Linked DNA regions of Homo sapiens: region 2 is linked to region 1. Evidence: chromatin loops called from intact Hi-C (ENCODE). Cell type or tissue: PC-9. All regions are shown on one strand. Each heading gives the region's core, and the rest is flanking DNA. Links, peaks and the distances in the headings are about the cores only.

The links. Peaks named below come from ENCODE experiments on the same cell type or tissue, not always from the same donor. Only the 100,000 strongest peaks of a DNase experiment are listed, where the experiment ranks them.
Region 2: a loop joins it to region 1, with 7 times the contacts of the local background. A loop is called at or near these places in 1 of 110 quality-filtered maps.

The regions. Positions count from the first base shown.
Region 1 is chr12:111,568,795-111,571,594 of GRCh38, forward strand. The region is part of intron 1 of ATXN2 (ataxin 2); the gene reads right to left. Among named protein-coding and RNA genes, the nearest start is that of ATXN2, 29 kb to the right of the region's middle. RefSeq lists a silencer at 1,773-1,970. In PC-9, for the core only: no CTCF peak of the experiment used is centred there; a DNase peak (open chromatin) is centred at 1,417; H3K4me3 peaks cover 951 bases; H3K27ac peaks cover 2,500 bases.
Region 2 is chr12:111,644,384-111,647,183 of GRCh38, forward strand. BRAP (BRCA1 associated protein) reads right to left here. Exons shown (of 12, transcript NM_006768.5): 12 at 1-179. Among named protein-coding and RNA genes, the nearest start is that of BRAP, 40 kb to the right of the region's middle. In PC-9, for the core only: no CTCF peak of the experiment used is centred there; a DNase peak (open chromatin) is centred at 1,198; H3K27ac peaks cover 1,958 bases.

The sequences.
Region 1 (2,800 bases), core at 226-2,725:
CCACCTCTTAAGGTTAACTCACTTAGGTGAGTCATTTTGTTCTTCCAATTTCAGACTTCTTGTTGTTGTTTACATTATTATTAGAAAGGGAAATCCTATACCACGTATTGAATATTTTCTCCCTAAAAAGTTGAGTCAAATGAGGTGGCAAGAGGGGGTAGGCCATGACAACCCAAACACAGTGAAGCTAGAGTTTTTTTTGTTTTGTTTTGTTTTGTTTTGTTTTTAGGAAACTGAGGTGGGAAGGCAACTCTAAATTCACACAGAACAACTGCCAGATTAATCCGGTCATATAATCATCTAGGATCATTGTTTCAAAACAATTACCATTCACACAAGAACTAATATCAGCATTAATTGCTTGGGTTCAAATTCCGGCTCCATCACTTCTCAGCTCTGTGGCCTTAATCCTGTGACTTCAGCTCTCTGTGTTTCAATTTCAACATCTATGAAATGAAGATGAAAATAGTACCTTCTCAAAAGAAAAAAAATAGTATCTTTTCATAAGGTTGTGGAAATTAAGTAATATTCCATACAGATCGCATAGCTTAAAACAGTGCCTGGTATGTTATTAAGTGTTTAATAACTGCTAGCTAATATAATTATTTCCTCATATTCCAGCATACACTAGAGTAGTAAAGGAGAAAAAAAAGGCCAGTCGCAGTGGCCCACACCTGCAATCCCAGCACTCTGGGAGGCCAAGGTGAGTCCAGGAATTTGAGACCAGCCTGGACAACATGGCGAAATCTCGTCTCTACAGAAAGTTTTAAAAATTAGGCAGGTGTGGTGGCTCATGCCTACAGTTCCAGTTACTTGGGAGCTGAGGTGGGAGGATCACTTAAGCCCAGGAAGTCGAGGCTGCAGTGAGCCAGGATCATGCCACTGGACTCCAGCCTGAGTGACAGAGCGAGACCCTGTCTTAAAACACCACCACCACCACCACACTCTTCATATGAAGTTTTACCCCTTCAGTGCCTTTACCCCTTGAGTCCCTCTAGAGAAAGGGATAAAAGGCTTGGTCATGAAGCCATGAACAACTAGATCCAACCTAGACACACCAAAAAATCCAAACAACTCAGGTAGAAAAGGATCTTAGGGCTCTAGTCCCATGCTGTCCAAGAGAACTTTGTACAATGATGAAGATGTCCTATGTCATGCTGTCCAATATTGCAGCCATTAGGCACATGTGGCAGCTAAGCACTTGAAATACGATTAGTATGGCTGAGGAACTGAAATATTTAAATTTTAATCAACATAATTTTAAATTTAAAGAACCATGTGTGGAAGTAGCCACAATACTGGACAGTGCCCATTCCCATCTTCTCGAGTTCTCCAGACAGTAAGCCACCCCCTTCCACGGCATTCATATCACCTCTGACTTATGCACCAAGAATGCTTCCTGACAGGAAACTCAAGTCTCTCCCAACGATCTACCCGTTGCTCATAAACTTATCCCTTTCTGGAGGCCACAAAACAATTGTATTCCCCTTCAAAAGACTATCAGTGGAGGAGAGGGGAGTATAGCTGAAACAACGTTGGCCATTTACTGATAACTGCTAAAGCTGAGTGACAGGTACATAAGATTCATCCAGCTGTTCTCTTTCTAAATACGTTGAAATTTTACATTTTAAAAACCTTATTAGCGTTTACTTTAAGCTCATTTCATTTTCTAACTGAAACATATTCTTCCAAATGTGTTTCCTTACTTTCAGTGAGGACCCCCTCCAATTCTTCTATCACACTGTGAACCAAATTTTTTCTACATACACCATGTGTATAGCAATCCCTGTACTTTAGCACAAACTCTTCCCGCCTGGAACTTCCTCCTCTCTTCATGGCCTTACTGAAAACTGCTTATCTTCCTTGAAGATCCATCTCAACTCTCATTATTTTGAAGCCCTTTTTCTTCACTGCCCACCCATGGCAGTCCCCTCCCAGTGCTACCAATTTAAACTATCTGCATGCCTGCCTTCTCTACTACACTGGGTAACCTGGAAGCAGAGATAATGTTTCATTCATCTTTGTCTCTGTCCTAGTCTGACAGCATCAAATGTGTAATGAATTAATGAATATACAAACTTAATGAAACGCTAAACTGTAGCCATTCATACTGTACTACCCCAAGCCCATCAATACCACTTTTCAACCTTAACTTGCTGGTGTAGTTTCTACTGGTTTCCAAACATGCTAATAAGAACAGCTAAAAGTTACTGAGCACTTATTACTTGCCAGGCATTGCTTTAAGCGTGTTACATGTTTAATTCATTTAATCCTCTTCCATCCCCTTTTTACAGGGGAAGAAACTTAAGCATAAGTGAAAATAACTTGCCTTACATCACGAAGTATGAAGGAGCAGGGATGCGAATACTAATTGTAAAGTCCCTGCTCCTGTGTACAACAAGGAAGACAAATCATAATCTCAAATGCAAGCTTCAAATCCCAAAATTCAGATTTGGGAAAGGGGATTAGGATGCCAAATAGGAATACTGACCTGTAAAAAGAAAAAGTAACTTTAGGCATTCTCCACAAAACAGTGTGAGGGAAAATGGTAATCTTTTTATTCTTGTAATTTATAGTAAGCTACTACTGAATAAGAAAGCTAACTTGTACTAGACAAAGTTAAGTTCTACAGGAAGTTTTTAATTATTAGAATTAGTTTCATGGAAAATTTGGGCTAGATCTTAAAGGGTAAGTATGAGGATCTCGAATGGCAGAACAATGATGGAGGAGCAAGCAAGAGGCAGACACTGGGCACTGGACCTCCACAAGCAGTGAGGAAGGAGACCATCTTGATTTAAAT
Region 2 (2,800 bases), core at 31-2,530, 75 kb after region 1:
GCTCCTGGATCTCGGTGATCTGCAGATCTTTTTGGTCACAGGTCTCCTTCAGCACCCTCTCCTCCTCTTTTAGCTTGTTCTGCAGGAGGACTTGGTTGGCTCGCAAACACTTGTTCATTTCCTGCTCCTCTTTGAGCTCGTTGGTGAGTTTGGCCACTTTTGTGTTTAGCTGAGTGCACCTTTTGAAAAACAAAGGAAGACAAAAGCACATTTTTCATTTGCTGACACAGTCCCCTTTCTGCTCTGGGATTGAACAGAGAAACCATGACCTCAGAATCCCTTTAGGACAGACCCCTTTCTCCCATCGTGAGGGAGAATGGTTTTCTGCCATCGCAATCAGCTATGCAAAGCAAGAATTTTGCTCTACTTAACACAAGTGTATTTTTTTTTGAGACGGAGTTTCGCTCTTGTTGCCCAGGCTGGAATGCAATGGCACGATCTCAGCTCACTGCAACCTCCACCTCCTGGGTTCAAGCGATTCTCCTGCCTCAGCCTCCCAAGTAGCTGGGATTACAGGCACCTGCCACTATGCCTGGCTAATTTTTGTATTTTGAGTAGATATTGGGGTTCGGCATGTTGGCCAGGCTGGTCTTGAACTCCCAACCTCAGGTGATCCACCTGTCTCGGCCTTCCAAAGTACTGGGATTACAGGCATGAGGCACTGCGCCAGTCCACAAGTGTATTATTTATTTATTTATTTTTTGAGATGGAGTCTCACTCTGTTGCCCAGGCTGGAATGCAGTGGCGTGATCTTGGCTCACTGCAACCTCTGCCGCTTGGGTTCAAGCGATTCTCCTGCCTCAGCCTCCTAAGTAGCTGGGATTACAGGTGCCTGCCACTGTGCCCAGCTAATTTTTGCATTTTTAGTAGCGACGGGGTTTCACCATCTTGGCCAGGCTGGTCTGGAACTCCTGACCTTGTGATCCACCCACCTTGGCCTCCCAAAGTGCTGGGATTACAGGTGTGAGCCACCGCGTCCAGCCCACAAATGTACTTTTAAGACACTTTTTTTTAAGCATCAGAAAGTTTTCAGTAGCAGAAACTATTCTGTGACTGACGGTAAAAATTCTACTGCTTCTTTGTTTTGCAGTCAGTGGTTAAATAGGTGCCTTCGAGATGATAGCTGTGATAAGGAAGTTATGAGGAAAAGTGGCATTCTTGGAGAGTCAAGTACTCTGACTTCATTGCATTTGCTGAAGGGGAAAAAAAGGGCACTTATTCTAACCAAAGGGCTTTAGACTTGGGAGTGCCCTATTCTTGATGTCCAGTCTTACTCATAAGTAAAGAATTGCAAATGAAACCACCATTTGAGGCCAGGTGCATTGGCTCATGCTTGGAATCCCAGCACTCTGGGAGGCTGAGGCGAGAGGATCGCTTCAGTAAATGAAACAGGAAATGAGTTCGAGACCAGCCTGGGCAACAAAGTAAGACCCTGTCTCTACACAAAATCAAAAAACTTAGCCAGGTGCAGTGGCGTGCACCTGTGGTCCCAGATTTACAGGAGGCTGAAGCTGGAGGATTGCTTGATCCCAGCAGGTCAAGGCTGCAGTGAGCTGTGTTCATGCTACTGCACTCCAGCCTGAGTGACAGAACGAGATCTTGTCTCAAACAAACAACCCATACCATCTGAGACCCAGCAGAGTGGCTCATGTCTGTAATCCCAGCACTATGGGAGGCAAAAGTGAGAGGGTCACTTTGAAATCAGCCCGGTCAACATAGCGAGACACCGTCTATACAAAAGAAAAATTAAAAAACTAGCTGGGTGTGGTGATGTGCACTTGTAGACCCAGCTACTTGGGAGGCTGAGGCAGAGGACTGCTTGAGCCCAGGAATTTGAGCCTGCAGTGGGCTGTGATTGCATCACTGCACTCCAGCCTGTCTGACAGAGTAAGACCCTGTCTCAAAAAAACAACAACAAAAACCAAAAACACTCACACACAAAAACCACGAACAAAAAAACCCCACTATTTGAGATACTATTTTTATGCATCAGAACACCCAAGAGCTGAGACATGAGAAAAGAGGCACTTACACACTAGCACTGGAGCATGAACTGGTATAAACTCTTTCGAAGACAACTTGGCAATATCTATAAAAACAAAAAATTTGGGCCAGGCACGGTGGCTCACGCCTGTTATCCCAGCACTTTGGGAGGCCGAGGAGGGTGGATCACGAGATCAGGAGTTCAACATCAGCCTGGCCAACATGGTGAAGCTCCGTTTCTACTAAAAATACAAAAATTAGCCGGGTGTGGTAGCGTGTGCCTGTAATCCCAGCTACTCGGGAGGGTGAGGCAGGAGAACTGCTTGAACCCTAGAGGCGGAGGCTGCAGTGAGTCGAGATCGTGCCACTGCACTCCAGCCTGTGTGACAGAGCAAGATTCCGTCTCAAAAATAAATAAATAAAAACAAAAAATTTGCATGCCCTTTGACACAGCTATTTTACTTCTAGGAATTTATACCATAGAATAGATATACTCAGGATTAGGTAAAAAGAGACATGGAGGAAGATGCTCATTACAGTATTGCTTATAGTAGTGTGAGATTTGACACAACTTGACACAATCAATAGGAACCTGGTCAAAATCATTATGCAGGCCAGGTGCAGGGCTCATGCCTATAATCCTAGCATTTTTGGAGGCCAAGACAGGATCAAGGAGGAGGATCACTTGAGGCTAAGAGTTCAAAACCAGCCTGGGCAATATGGCAAGACCCCGTCTCTACAAAAAAATTTTCAATTGGGCAGACATGGTAGCACACACCTGTAGTCCTAGCTACTCAGGAAGCTCAGACTAGGAGGA